Linked DNA regions of Homo sapiens: region 2 is linked to region 1. The links are chromatin loops, found by intact Hi-C in ENCODE. Cell type or tissue: heart left ventricle. All regions are shown on one strand.

Region 1 (8,000 bases):
TGCACATACATGCATGTGTGTGTGTGGCTCGAGAGAGAAATAGATATCCTGGTACTTCTGCTTCTCTGGTTGAACTGACTGATAACAACTCTCTAAATACCCATCCGAGTAATACTACTTAAGTAAATTTTGGCTTCTTCATTACAATGAAATACTACATAACCATTTTAAAATGATGATGTGTAATTCCATTCACAGACATGAAAAGAGATCCCAATATATGACAAAACAGGTTACAAAAAATTATGCATATTATATGTCGATTTTTTTAATTCAGGGAAAGAGAATGAAATAGCTTTGCTCATCAAAGTTTTAATGATGGATGGAATTTTAAAGTCTTAATCTGTGTGGTATGATTTCAGGTAATTTTTACTTTATCTCTGGATTGTTTTCATTTTCCATAATGGCAACATATCATTATCATTATCAGGAAAAAAAAACTAGACAACAAACCTTTCTCATTTGACAGGAAAAAAATGTCAGGTAGACTTACATTAAATGGTTAAAACGGTGCCCAGAGTCTTAAAGGATGAACAGGAGTTATTCAAGCAAAGTGCACATCTCAGGCAAGGGGCAAGGAAAGAAGTGACAAGACATGAGGCTGTCCTACTGACAATGAGAAACCAACAAAATGTTAAAACAAGAGGAGGTTTTTTTTTTTTTAAGGAAAATTAAAATAAAACAAAACAAACAAAAAACCCACTGAGGCTTGCAGTGTATGGACTCTACTGGAAGGAAGCCAGACTGGAAGCAGAGAAATCAATTCAGAGACTACTATGGTTATCTAAGCAAAAAATGACAAAGCTTTGAACTAAGGTAACAGCAGTAGAAATGGACAGAATAAGTCCTATTTAGGAACGATAACTGAGAAAAGTTGGCAAGGGAAATACTGGTAGTAAGGAGATAGAAGCAGTTCACTTAAACTGGGGAGTTCAGAGAAGACTTCTAAAAAGATATCCTTATGAATAAGGATCTCAAAGAAGTCACTTCAAGAATACCACAGAGAGATGCCAGATATCTTTAAATGTTTCCAAAAGAAATAATCAGTGTTAGCTCATGTCCACAGGAAGGAAAGGTAATAAGCAAAGTGTTGGATACACTAAAAATTAGAGCTCTCAACTACAAAAACAGATTCATAATTACTTAAGTTATAACAGATCTATATAGATACATAACTCCAACCTGTACTACCAGAAACAGAACACTGTGAATAGTTGCTGGATTTGAGTCACATTTATAAGTCATTTACAAGTCAAACACAGGGTTTCCGATAAATTATTACTTTAACCACTGCTATAGTCTGAATATCCCCTTCACAACTCATGCTGAAATGGAATTACCATTCTGACAGTATTAACAGGTGGGATTGTTAAGAGATGACTAGATCATGAGGGCTCCACCCTCATGAATGGATTCATCTCTTTATCCCAAGAGTAGGTTGTTGTAAAAGCAAGTTCAGCCCTCTCAGTCCCTGGCTCTTGCCCTCCCTGGCCTTTCCACCTTCTGCCACAGGATAATGCAGCACAAAGGCTCGCATCAGATACCGGCACCTTGAAGCTGGAGTTCGTTGCCTCCCAAAATGTGAGACTTGAATTTTTTTTCTTTGTAACTTACCTAGTCTGTGGTATTCTGTTATAGCAACACAAAACAGATTAAGGCAGCCTCCTGTTTTCACTTCTTGGCAAAACATAATCTTATAAATTTTAACAATTACAATCATTTAAATTACAAAAGTAAACTATGCTCACTATAGTAATTCAAACAATTCAGAAATATAGTTCCTCCACCCTCTACCAACAATCTATCTTTATTATCCCAATCGCTAGTTACAATTAGTTGAATATTCTTAACATATATAAACATATGTATGTTTATATAGATTTCATGAGTTCATACAAAATAGATATTATTTTATAACTTTTTACTTAATATAACCATAGCTTTCAAGACAACGTATTTAACAGATATACTTCTTCATTTTTGGATCTGTAAAAATGTGACCATACCATAATTTTTGTATAAATGTTTTTGACAAATAATAACTGTACATTTAGGAGGTACAACGTGATATTTTGAACTAAATAAATCAAAGAATAGAAAGAATAAATCAAGGTAATTAATATATCCATCACCGCACCAACTTAAATTTTTGTAAGAAAATTATAAATCTAAGCCTTTAGCAATTTTGAAATATATAATACATTATTATTAACTGTGGTCACCTTGCAGTGCAATAGATCACTAAAACTTTTTCTTCTAGTCTAACAAACTTTGTTCCCTTTGATCAACATCTCTTCTCCATTCCTCTTCCCCATCTCTCACCTCTGTCCCCCTCAGCCTCTGGTAACCACCTTTCTATTCTGTTTCTAGGAGATCAACTTTCTTAGATTTCCCCAAAAAGATTAGATTTTAGATCACTACTTGTCTTTCTATGTCTAGCTTATTTCATTTAGCATAATGTCCTCCAGATCCATCCATTTTATCACAAATGATAGGGTTTCCTTCTTTTTTAAGGCTGAATAGTATTCCATTGTATCTTATATACATTTTCTTTATCCATTCATCCACTGATAAACACCTGGGTTGCTTCCATATCTTGGCTATTGTGAATACTGCTGCAATGAACATGGGACTGCACATACCTCTTAGACAATTTCAATTCCTTTGGATACATGCCCAGAAGTGGAATTGGTGGATTGGTGTACAATAATTTGACATATATTTAAAACATTTCTAGTTTTTCGCTATTACAAATAATGCTGCAATTAATATCATTGTGTATTTCTTTAAGTACTGGTCTTTACATTTCTATCAGATAAACCCCCATAAGTAGAATTTTCAGGCCAGAGAATGTCATTTTAATAAATATTGCTACATTACGTTCCCAAAAAGTAATACTAACTTACAGACCCAATAGTTTGAGAGTAACTTTTCCCCATGCCCTATTAGTACTAGAAATCATATTCACTTTTGTCCATCTGATGGCAGGGGTGGGAGGATGCTATACATTATTAGGGACAGAGAACATCTTTTCATCTGTTCACTGTCCATCTATATTTCACCCTTTTGTGAAATGCCTGTTCCAATCCTTTGTCCTTGATTCTGTTGGTTTGTCTTCTTATTTGTACTAACTTGAGATGTCTTTTATCAAAGTTTTAAAATTTTTTCGGCAATCAAATCTGCCAATTTCTTCTCTTATGGATTATGAATTCTTAAGTTTTGCTTAGGCCTCTTCTGCTATCCAAGGATTATTAAAATAATCTATGTTTTCCTCTAATTATTTTATTACAATTTTGTTGTTTTATATTTAGATCTTTAATCAATCTGGAATTTATTCATGTGGTGTAATGACTTAGTAGTTGTTCCAACACCATTTATTGAATTATCCATTTTTAAATGCTTCCTCCTAGAGTAACAGATCACTACAAATAGCTAAGACGGCAGACAGACAAAATGCCTAGAAATTTTTAAACGTCACTACTTAAAGCAGTATCCAAAGTTTATTAAAAGACATTCATCATTTTCTCATTAAAAGAAATCACATATTAGGACACATGCACACAGTGAACCACTCAACATACACTGTGAAGTTTTTTTTTTCAACATAGTAGCAAACTAAATTAAATCGCTGATCTAACTATATAAGCCTGATTTTGTTTCAACATAAATGGTAAAAGCAGAAATAATCATTGCTTGAAATCTCAAGATTAGTCATTGATTTGGGTCGCAAATATTTATTGAGCACCAACTGACTATGGATACAATGGGGAACAAAACAAGTTTGATCCCTACTTTCAGGAAGCTTGCAATCTAGTAGGAGCTTCTCTCCTCTAAAAAATAATGTTTTTAAGTGAAGAAGGAAAAAAAAGAAATGTACGTTCACACAAACGCAAAGCAGTGAAAAACATTCCGGCAAATTTTATGACACATTCTGTACTTCCCATTTCCAAAATACTATCTTATTACTTCAAATGTACCTATTTATTGTGGTGACTGTCTTCATTACTGTACTCATGTTGAAAACACTGCTAGGGAGTTATGACTAATTCCATTAGCCTCTATCTCAAAGTACCTATGTTTAGTCTCCTCACTTTCTCAACAATATTTAATTTCTTTCATTACAATAAATAAAAACCTCAATAAGAGAAATTACAAACCTATATACATCAGTCATGTTCAGTCCACCGACTCAAAAGTATTTCTTTAAAGTACATGCAGATTTAAAAATTTTCCATGAATCCGCGCGGGCGTGGTGGCGGGCGCCTGTAATCCCAACTACTCGGGAGGCTAAGGCAGGAGAATCGCTTGAACCCGGGAAGCGGAGGTTGCAGTGAGCCCAGGTTGTGCCACTGCACTCCAGCCTCGGTGACAAAAGAGAAACTCCGTCTCAACAAATAAATAAATAAATAACTCCTAGAGTCTTAGCAAATGGCACTACTGTGTCGCTGGGAGACGAAGCAAGAAGTCTGGTGTTCCCTCAACAATAGGTAACAACTGATTAGTGACAGTCACCTTAAACTTTTTGAGTACCAAGACCCAGAAACTGCCACCACTCTTAGACTGAAGCGTTCAGATGCTTGCCCCTGTGGTAACGCCCCCCACCTCAATCCCAATCCAAGGCCTCCCCCTCATACTCCAGCACCTCCCAACTGAATGGGGAGGTGGGACAAAGTACCGCCCAAGGGAAGGAGACGGGACTCCTGCTCCTGCGGGGTGACCTTGGCCAAGTGTCTCCTTCTCAGTTTTCCCATATGTGAGATAAGGTTGGTAGTCCGTGCCCGCCTCCACCATCCGGGCCGGGTTCAGCGTATAATGCCGCAAGGCTGGAGGAAAGCTCCAGCCCTGTACCCCACGCGGCTCCCCGAGACCGCGCCGCCACCTTCTGGGTCTGCGGCCAGCCGCGCTACCTGCAATCTGGGAGACGAAGGCTTCCGCCACTAGAGACATGTCGGCTGGGAGGCCCGGCGCCCGGGTGCCTGCCCCCCACGGGCCTCAGCGTCCTCCACCGCAAACCCGGAGGCTCTCGGCAGTTAACGAGCCTAGCCCCGCCAACGTTCAGACTCGCAAAGCCCACTCCAACAGCAGCGGCGGCTGCAGTGAGGCCCCCAAGGTTACCGCCAGGCCTGGCTAGGGACTTCCGGCGCAGCCGACAACGGCACTCGAGCGCTTCCGCCGGCCCCGCCCCCGCGCCGTCCTACGGGGCGCCGGCGCGGCTAGCTCCGTCCAGCCAATTCCAGGCTCTGCGCTGGGGGCCCGCAGGTGGAAGCGAAGTACCCGACTCGTCTCCCACCCAGGGGACTGGCAGGGGAATCTGGGAGATTTTTAGCGTCCTTTCTGTAAGCCAGAATTTTGTAACCGAGTAACATTTGTAAACGCCCACTGGATACCAGGCACTTATATACCTATATCTACACACACATATATACATATATACACACACACATACACACATATATAATATATACACGTATATATGTACACATGTACATATATACACATATATACATATATATACACATATATTCTATTTGACTTCGTCTTCTCAACAACCCATTAAAGTAATAATATTATCGCCATTTTACGGATAAGAATATAGGCTTAAGGAGTTTAAACTGCCTGCCCAGGCAGTCCTCCAAGGACCAGATTCAAGGCTGCATGAATTCCCTCTATTCCATTATATTGCTGGGTTGATTAGTCCGTGGATAGACATTAGTGTTTTTTGTTGTTGTTGTTTATTCAAACATGCTTGGCAGAAAGGAGGCTTGAGCAGCGCCTAAGCCAGAAGGTAATTTGTCCTTCAACTCCATACACCCGAAATGATGCTCAGCTTGGAGAATAAGATACTTTAGTTTCACACACTTCTCACCTTTCGGGGGTGAACGGGGCAGGAAGAGGAGAAACTAAATTCCCTGAGTAACTTTGTCTTAACCTAATAGCTTCTTAAATTACACAATTAAAGAAAAATCATATGCATTACAGATTGGTGGTATTACAAGTGGGACAGGCTTCAGAGCTGGTAACCCAAAGCCCCCTTCACTGATGAGAAACAAGTTCAGAGAGGTGAGGTAACTCATTTTAAATCACACAGTAAATCAAAAAGTCAGACAGCTTACTAGGTTTTTGCAGAGGAAACCTGTATTCTAAGAATTACTGTCCATGACATTTAGAAAGCTATATTTCCATTCTTTATATCCGTAGATCTCTATTACTGTTCATTCTGCCTCCTTAACTAGCGTGGTTGGTTTCCTAGAGCTGCCAGATTACCACAAACTGGTTGGCTAAACAACAGAAATTCATTCTCACAATTCTGGAGGCTAGAAGTCTGAAATCAAGGTGTCAGCAGGGCCATGCTGTCTTGCAAGGCTCCAGAGAAGGGGGTTGCCGGCAATCTTCCATGTACTTTGGCTTGTAGATACATCACTCCAATCTCTGCCACCACATCACACGGCATTCCCCCTGTGTGTCAATGTGTTCAAATTTCTCTCTTCTTGAGAAATAACACCAGTCATTGTGTTAGGGACCCCCACCCTAATCCAGCAGGACCTCATCTTAACATGATTTCTTTTCTTTTCTTTTCTTTTTTTTTTTTTTTTTTTTTGAGATGGAGTCTTGCTCTGTCACCTAGGCTGGAGTGCAGTGGCGTGATCTCGGCCCACTGCAACCTCCACCTTCCAGGTTCAAGCGATTCTCCTGCCTTGGCCTCCCAAATAGCTGAGATTACAGGTGCGTGCCACCATGCCCGGCTAATTTTTGTATTTTTAGTAGAGACCGGGTTTCACCATGTTGGCCAGGCTGGTCTCGAACTCCTGACCTCATGATCCGCCCGCCTTGGCTTCACAAAGTGCTGGAATTACAGGCGTGAGCCACTGTGCCCAGCCCCATAATTTTTTTAAGGTTAAGTCATATTTTCATCTCCCTCAGCAAAAGGAAGCTTCTTAAACAGCATTTAAATTTACCCAATAATTTACATTGACATAAACACAGCAGCGTCTTAGGAAGTAGTGTCTTCTCTATAGCTGAAATTCAGAGTTGACAAGCAGCTGTGAATAGTAGAAATACAGGGAAGATAATATTAATAGGTTTTTCTTGTTTGTGCAGAGAGAGGTAACACTGATAGTAAAGAATACATGAGATCCAATTTCCTCCTCATCCCATAGGTATTATTGACCAAGAGAAATGAGCTGTTCCAGATACTTTGTTATCAATCAAAAGAAAAGCTTTCAGGCCCTGTCTGTTCTCCTCACAGTGGAGAATTATGTATAACTGTAATAATGAAGAAGACATATCATCACTTTAAGTTCTATTATTAATTTTGGTTTGTCATTTTTATAAAGCTGAAGACACAATATTTTGACTACTTTTTGACAGATTTGAAGTTTAAGATTTCTCCATATCATAGGGCCTGTGTGAGAACTTGAGCCAAAGTCCCTAGAGAGTAATGAAGATTCAACTGGGGAAACCAAAATCAAACATATCCAAAGGGTAGAAGTGAGCCCCAAAGTGGAAGAGACTGGAAAGAGCCAGAGACTGGACACAGATGCAAGAGAAACAGAGCAAGATTAGAGGCAAAGTAGAATGTGCCCTTAAAATTTAAGTTAAGTACCCATGGCTTGATGCATGATACATGCATGAACTGAGCTGGCTGGAAGGTACTGGTTTGGGACTGACACCAATCATCTTTATTATGGCAAGTGCCTTAGTCCATTAGGGCTGCTATAACAAAATATCTTAGTCTGGATAATTTATAAACAGAAATATACTGCCCTGACTTTCGGAGGTTGGAAAGTCCATGATCAAGGCACCAGCAGATTCAGTGTCTTGGGGGTCCCAGTTCTCACAGATAGCACCTTGTACATGTCCTCACATGGCAGAAGGGCAAAAGGGGCAAATAAACTCCCTTGGGCCTCTTTTATAAGGACACTAATCCCATACATAAGGGCAGAGCCCTCTTGACCTAATTACCTCCTAAATTCCCCACCTCTTCTTAATACTACCATAGT
Region 2 (8,000 bases), 180 kb before region 1:
ATCTGGCAGTTTCTCCAATGGTTAAACATTTCTATTCCTCACCTAAGAGAGGAATTTCTGGCTAGTTGACTTGATATCCCCCAGGTAGCTTTCCTACAATAACCCTGTGGGGGCTTGACTCAACACTTCTACTCCTAAGTGAGAAACAGAAATGAAAACATATTTCCTCACCAAAACTTGTACCTGAATGTTCATAGGAGTATTATTCATAATTGCTACAAAGTGGAAACAACCCAAATACCTATTAACCGATGAATAAATTAAAAATGGTATATACAGTGGAATATTAGCCAGTAATGAAAAGAAATGCAGTATTAATACATGCTACAACACTGCTGAATCTGAAAACACAGCCCAAAAGAAGCCAGTCACCAAAAATCACATTTTATGTGAGTCCATTTATACGAAATGTCCAGAATAGGCAAATCCATAGAGAAAGAAGGCAGATTAATAGATGTCTAGCACAGAGGGACTTGAGGGTAAGTGGGGAATGGCTGTGGAATTTCTCGTTGGGGTGATGAACATATTCTAAAATTGATTGTTGTGATGGGCTCACAATTCCGTGAATATATTAAAAGCCATCAAACTGTACACTTTATATGGGTGAATTGTATGGTATATGAATTGTATCTCAATAAACCTGTTATTTGATAACAACAAAATCCTCTAGGGCCAAGCACAGAAGCTAGCACGAAGTAGGTGTTCAATAAATATTTGTTGGATAATGAGTGAATGGGGGGATTCAGTCGCAGATTAAATTAATAACATGGAGTAAGCGAGCAGAATTCAGACATGTATCTCAGGTGTGGACTCACTCATATTGTTCCTTGGGAAGCCTTTATGGAAATCTCAGAATCTGGTTGTGTAGTGCAGTCTCCTCCAGGGCCTGCCCTTCCCCCTTTGCCCCATTCATGTCACCTGAATTACCTGTTCTCCGGGAGGACAGAGGACACAGCTGCATCCCCACAACCCCCCAGCACAATTTTTGGTGTTCAATGAACACTTGGAAACTCAGTGCCTGTGTGAGAAACCAATTCAATATTTAATTACATCCATTGTATTTACTAAAAAGCTACTTTATGCCAGGGCAACATATTGGGTGCTATGGGGAATATAAAAAGGTTAACAGGCTTCTGAAATTGTTTGACATGTTATTATAAACATGTACCACTTTTGTAATACAAAAATAAGTAATAGTTTTTAAAAGTTCTAAGTCCTCATCTCCTGAATATTTAAAAGAAAAAAAGTGGTTACTAACTCAGAAAGTCTGCCATCAATAGCTGATAACCACAGATTTCAACATAAATAATTTGGATGCAAGCCATGATGAGCTAAGTGAGTGAATGGAGTGTATCAAAAGTGAATGTGCTTCCAAGTCTGAACCTTGGCTCAGCCTCGTATGAACTATAATTTCAGACAGGCTGCTGGGCTAGTTGGAACCTCAGTTTCCTCATCTGTAACATAGGAACCTTGATACAGCTGTCTACTTTATAGGACTGTTGTGAATATAAAATGAGATCATCAATGTAAAATTCTGCAAATTATCAGTGGCAATATTAGGAGTGGTATACAGAGGAAGAGGTGGTTTCTACAGAGATCTGGAAAGCAGGTGGCCTTTGGTCTAGGGCTTCAGGGAGGTTGTGGTTAATTCCATGGTCTCTGGAGTCAGACTACTCAGGGTTCTAATCCTGGAGTGGCCCCTTATTTGCTTTGGGAATTTGGGCAAGTTACTTCTCATCTGGCTCATTTTCTTTCACTGCTCAATAGGGGAAATTAAAAGCACCTACTTTATAGGGATGTGGTGAGAACTGAGTGAGAAGTTGGATTGTTGTGCTGGTTTAGTAGATAGTAAGCCCTCCATCAAGGGCAGCTGTTACTCAGGTCCTCCTTTTTAAGAGTGACCTGGGCCAAGCACTTTTCGAATGGCTAAAAAGATAAGGATCAAAACAACCTTCTAAACACCACAGTGCCCTGTGAAAAAATTGTCAGCCTCTTAATAATAGTTCATTGTGATCACTCATCCTACAACTATCTTCTGAAGCCTATCACAGTTACTGAAGCCAAAGTTTTCCTTTATGTAGCTGGTTTGAGATACCTTGTGAATGGCTTTAGAAAGCTCTCGAGCAATTTGGCAGTCCCTGTGTTTCCCTGCAATGGGCTATTGGAAACTCCACTAGAAAGCTGATCATCATTGAATACATTGGTGTCTTCCATAAGAATGATGTCAAAGATGGGGACAGTACTGCTATCTGTCCAGACTCAACAGGACACTAAAGATGGGCTAGGTTCCAGAAGAAGAGGAAACCAATAGGTTCTGTGCATGAAGAACCTACATGTGGCCTCATCTTAGTTAGAGAGGGTTTGGTTCACCATTTCACCTCCCCCCCACCCAACTCGTTTCCATTATATATTCCTGTATTAATGAAATTATGTACTTATTACCCATTTCCTTGGTACTCAAACTGTAGTGTGTATCAGAATAACCCAGAGAGCTTGTACAAACACAGATTCCTGGGCCGTATACTAAAGTTTCTTCCTCAGTATGTCTGGGATGGGGCACATTTCCATCAGTTTCCCAGGTGACATGATGCTGCTAGTCTACGGAACACAGAGAATCAGTTACCTATCCTAACAGCTGCTTAGGGGAAAATTTTTGTTTAAGGTTGCCTTTCCCTTTAAAACAACTGTGACAGTAGTAGAGCCTTTCAGATAATGTGTGACGCACGCAGCTTGGGAAGTTTCTAAGGGTGGACCTTCTGAGAGGCACTGATTCAGGAGCTGATCAATTGCAGCTGCTCTGATGAAATATCCTATAATCAGTGACTGCTTGTCTTCACAGACCTCCCTTAGCACAAAAGGTTCCCAGACCAGCTGCAGGCTCCCAGCTTCCTGGAGCAGAGCTGCAGCTGGACCTACTTCCCTCTATCCAGGGGACTTGTGGGTGTGTTAAGGGCCTGAGCAGCCTGGCCTCAAGGGTGGACTTCCTCCCCACTTCCTCCCACCTCCTGACGTCAGCCCTCCTGCCAGAACCAGCCTACACTGTCTGGAGGGCAACTGCTGAAGGTTTGGTTGCCATGGCAACTGATCCTCTATCCACTGAGGGGTAGAGGAACCCTGGTGTGTGATTTGATGGGTGGGCTCCACCATTTCCATTTCTCCAGATGAAAGTATTTCATCACTAGAAACTCCTTTTGCAGTAAGCACTTTTCCATCCACGAATCCCGTCTTACAATCCAAACAGTCCTTAGGAGGAATGTGAATTCTTTCATCAAATGGAGCCTGGTACCAGCCTCAGAGGAGAAATTGCCAGACCTCATCCACGAAGAGAGGCTGACAGCAGCAATGCTACCTCCTTAACAATTGCACCAAAGTCCTGCTGTGAGGTACTTGCTGAGGGTGGAGAGTGACTGCCACCACAACAAACTGAGGTTGAGACCAATAGCTCTCCCTACAGATGGTGACATTTTTTAAAATCTCATGATTAAAAAGCTGAAGACTAGGGATGATCGCCAAACACCTGACCAGTCTGCCATCGTGATGAATAAATGTCCTTTGAGATTGGAATCCTACTGAACAGCACACTTTGTTGATGTTTCAGGACAAATGCACCTTCATGTTTTATTTTATATTTTATTTTGCTGTCAGCTATTTTAAGATCTTGAATCAGGTTACACATAAAAGAACTAGAGCCAGGATGTTTGGGAAATTAACAGATGATATTTAGCAAACATTTTGACGGGTCATAAAGAAACATCTGGGAGAGATGTCTGGGACCACGAGTTGTGTGCTGGGGGAAGGAGGCCCCTCTCCAGCAGCTGCATTAGGTTTCTGGGCTGAGCTGAGCTAAATCTTCAGAACGGATGACCGTGCAGTTCAAAGAGTCCCCAGCAGGGGGCACCCTTTTGCAGTAAACTCTCTCGGTTTTATAGCTTTGCTCTGCAGCAGCCGACCTTACAGATAATTGATATTTTGATTTCTCTAACCCTCTGCTTCCTCCTTCAAAGCAGACACTCCCCTCTAGGAAGCCTTCCTCCCACCTCTTATGAAAATGGACATTTTGATGAGTAGTGGTTCTTATAGCAAGGATTAAAAGCAAAATCTGAGGAAAGATGACTGTCAAGGAAATTAAATATAGATTATGAAGAAGGTTGAATACATGCCCACAAAAGTTTCAAGATAGGCTTGCCTGATTTTCATGATCAACTCAAAGGGCACAAGACATTTCTAGACTGTCTCATAAAAGCCTGCATCAATAATGCATATGTGTATCAGTATAAAACTGGCCTCCAGTTATTTAATTTCTCAAGGGTCAACTGTGTTCCTTGGCAACTTAAGCCTGTGTGGAAAGCACCTCATGTTCCCCTGGCAGTGCATAAATAATTATAATAAATAATCCACTCATTAGCTGAAATAATTAACCCTGTTTTAGACAATCCAAAAACATCTTGGAAGCAAATAATTCAGAAGTGGACAACAGTGTTCTCCTCTCAAAACCAAGATCCAGTATCACCAGCCATTGTTATTTAAACATTTTAAGAGACCTATTACTTTTGTTTTTTGAATAAACTTAGACAGTTTAGCTCATTACTCTCACACTTCACAGCTCCGTAGACACATGTGGGTAATATTCTCATTTTAAACTTGTGATAGATTTTGTAATTTGATAGTTTTTTTTTCATTTTCTTTTAAATATCTTTCTTGCAGGAGTTATTCTCTAGCAAGAGTTCACTATTCACCCTATTCTCTTTGCAGCCTGAGCCATGTTTTAAAAGCCAGTTCACTTATTAATCAAACTCCTATAGAACTTAGGTGGTATCTGTCACTGTTCTAGGCATTCTTGAAATTTTAAGTCCTTTAAACCTCATAACGTGGATACTACTCTTATGTGTTGTCACAGAGAGGTAATTGAGGCACAGAGAAATTAAGTAACTTGCCAGAATATGCAATAAACAGCACATAAACAAGTCAAGATTTGAACCCAGCCTGTCTGAAACCAAAGTCCAAGTATTAAATCAACATGTTACGTTATCTCTTAGTAGAGAAGGGGCAATAGTTGTATACAAACTCAGCTAGTGAGTGGCTATTTTAATGAAATGTGAAGACCTTTGGAAGGTATCTAGTCTAGTCCTTGGCACATAGTACATGTTCAATAAAAATTGGTACTGGGTGAGGAGGACTGATATATGTACACATATATATTGACCTATATTCATTTAGGGAAGTGGTTGGGAGCACTTGGTTATGCAGAAGTAGGATATTTCCAGCTCTTTCCATCACTATCTGTGTGGCCTTACTAAACCAACTCAATCACACTAATATCCATTTCCCCATCAGGAGATAATACCAGTAGATGCTACCTCACAGAGGTGAAGTGAGGATAAATGAAATAAGGCACACAAAAAACTTAGCACGGTGACTGGCATAGGGTAAAAGGTTATGATTCTTCCCTTTGGTTTCATTTAAACCCAGTTTTATTTAAAGACTTAGTGTATAGTATCATATAAGAGCAAATATTTATTCAAACATTCCCCCAAAAAGCAAGTTCAGCTATTTTTGGAGAGACACAGAAGCCTTTGGTAATCAACATTGATTGAGGGTTTTGAAAGGAAAAAACATTAACAGCACTATTAGAAAATCAGTTATGGGCTGAAATTTGCAAGGTTTATGGAGCTTCAAGTTCAATACTCCTCTGTCCCCAATACTTTATAATATGTGCCAGAGAAAACTGGAAATTCTACCCTTGACAGCCCAGACGATAAAGAAATCACAGAGGAGAAACAGATTGGCCATGCTTAGGGCAACAGAAGGGGAAAGCAGGCCTGACCCCCTCCTTCCCTCTCCTTGCTCCATCTCTCACCCCCATGCCATCACCTCTTCTCATTTCCTTCTCACTTCCTCTGGCCTGACTCCTCCTTACCACACCTTCTCCTGGAGCAGCTGTTGAATGGTGAAAGAGCACAGTGAGCTGCCTTTGCTGCCAGTGGCTGTGACAAGGCCCAGGTGGCCTCAGTGAATGATCAGGGTGGTCATGGCCTGACATGGATGGAGAGTGATTTTCCTCAGTCCACTATAGATGCGTAAGGGCCATTTTGGACCACTGCATGACACCTGATTAATGACTCCATATCAGTCCAGGGTAGCATTTTTCCAGTGGTCACATGCATGGCTGGGAAGTAGTATTTATGTGCCATCTTCCTGGGATTCTCGTGGACTCCATAGGCAATTTGAAGATAAGATTTTTTTTTTAAAGAGTCTTGCTCTGTCACCCAGGCTGGAGTGCAGTGGTACGATCTCGGCTCACTGCAGCCACCATCTCCCGGGTTCAAGTGATTCTCCTGCCTCAGCATCCCGAGTAGCTGGGATTACAGGCACCTGCCACCACGCCCAGCTAATTTTTGTGTTTTCAGTAGAGACGGGGTTTCACCATGTTAGCCAGGCTGGTCTTGAACTCCTGACCTCATATGATCCGCCTGCCTCGGCTTCCCAAAGTGCTAAGATTACAAGCGTGAGTCACCGTGCCTGGCCAAGATTTTAATATTGCTTTTTTTTTTGTTTGTTTGTTTTGCCACTTCTTGATGGTTTCTTTTACACCCAAAAAGAACTTTTCACTGATAAGGATTATGTGATGGCATAATTCTAAAATACAGAAAGAAAAAGAAAGAATCCAGAGACCTTGGTGCTGGGAAGAGGGGCCAGGCAGAGCCTTGGAAGTGGTGAGAAATACCAGGATCTCTCATGACCCACAAACAAGCCTGGAGACTGCTCCATGGTGTGTCTCCATATTTGTACATCCTGGGGAGCCCAAAGGACAGTTGGGGTCTTTTTATCAAAAACAGTAGGAAATAAATCCCAAAGAGATTTTACTATATAATCATATGTTTGCTGACATATTTCAAGCTCCCTTTACATGCCCAACACTGGGCTAGGAGCAACAGAGAGAAATAAGGCATAGTTCTTGCCTTCAAGGGACTTGCAGTCTGGTGGAGCGGAGGTCAAGGAGACCAGCCTTCACACACAGGATGCTGTGGACACCAGAGGGGAGTGCAGGGAGGGGAGCCTAACTTAGCTGAGGCTGTCTTGCAGAAAGCTTTGCGAGCCACCTGATCCTTAACAAACCTAGAAAGGAGGTTCTAGGCATCAGGAACTGCACCAAAGCATACAAGCACATGGAACAAATAGATACTGCAAGAAGCAAAGCTTACTCATGGGGAAATCATGAGAGATGATTCAAAGGTGGACAAGAGCCAGACTGTGAGTGGCCATGCTAAAGAATGAGAATTATAGGCCGGTCACAGTGGCTCACACCTGTAATCCCAGCACTTTGGGAGGCCAAGGTGGGCAGATCACCTGAGGTCAGCCTGGCCAACATGGTGAAACCCAATCTCTACTAAAAAAACAAAAAAATAGCCTGGCATGGTGGTGGGTGCCTGTAATCCCAGCTACTTGGGAGGCTGAGACAGGAGAACCACCTGAAATCAGGAGGTGGAGGTTGCAGTGAGCTGAGATCATGCCACTGCACTCCAGCCTGGGCAACAAGAGTGAAACTTCCTCTCAAAAAAAGAATGAGAATTGTAGACTCCAGGAGAAAGGAAACCACTAAGGTATGAGCTTGAGAGTGATACAATCAGAGTTGAATCTTAGAAAAATCATCTGGCAAGAGTGCAGGAGCTTATTGCCAAGGGTTGATCTGACAGTAGAAAGACCATAACCTGGGCTCACTTTGCAACTCCTTTCCCAAAGTGAATTTTCACCTGACATTAAAGAAACATCCCAGCAGCCCACATTTATAGGGGCCAATGGCTCTAACACTGACTCCTCCTACCTGCGTAGATGAAGCAGGGCCATGAATTATTTGCAGCTCTTTTCTTAAAGAGATGGAATCCATTTTCCTACTCCTTGAATCAGGGCTGCGCTTGTGACTTACTTTGACCAACAGAAGTGTTGTTGTGAGGCTTCCAAGCCCAGGCCTTAAGAGATCTTGCAGCTTCCACTCTCACTCT

The links. Hi-C counts contacts between places; a loop is a spot of excess contacts. Peaks named below come from ENCODE experiments on the same cell type or tissue, not always from the same donor. Only the 100,000 strongest peaks of a DNase experiment are listed, where the experiment ranks them.
Region 2: it touches region 1 in a loop (2.8-fold over the local background); 20 of 110 quality-filtered maps call a loop at or near these places.

Annotation. Positions count from the first base shown.
Region 1 is chr2:176,266,577-176,274,576 of GRCh38, reverse strand. MTX2 (metaxin 2) reads right to left here and starts at 5,135. Exons shown (of 10, transcript NM_006554.5): 1 at 4,908-5,135. The coding sequence starts at 4,947. RefSeq lists enhancers at 4,241-4,866, 4,867-5,494 and a silencer at 5,199-5,288. In heart left ventricle, a CTCF peak has its summit at 4,930; a DNase peak (open chromatin) is centred at 5,156; H3K4me3 peaks cover 2,279 bases; H3K27ac peaks cover 1,010 bases.
Region 2 is chr2:176,450,999-176,458,998 of GRCh38, reverse strand. No RefSeq gene overlaps it. Among named protein-coding and RNA genes, the nearest start is that of NRAL, 53 kb to the left of the region's middle. RefSeq lists silencers at 3,798-3,847, 3,764-4,058. In heart left ventricle, a CTCF peak has its summit at 3,889 (motif pointing right); DNase peaks (open chromatin) are centred at 2,938 and 3,878; H3K27ac peaks cover 1,365 bases; H3K27me3 peaks cover 2,223 bases.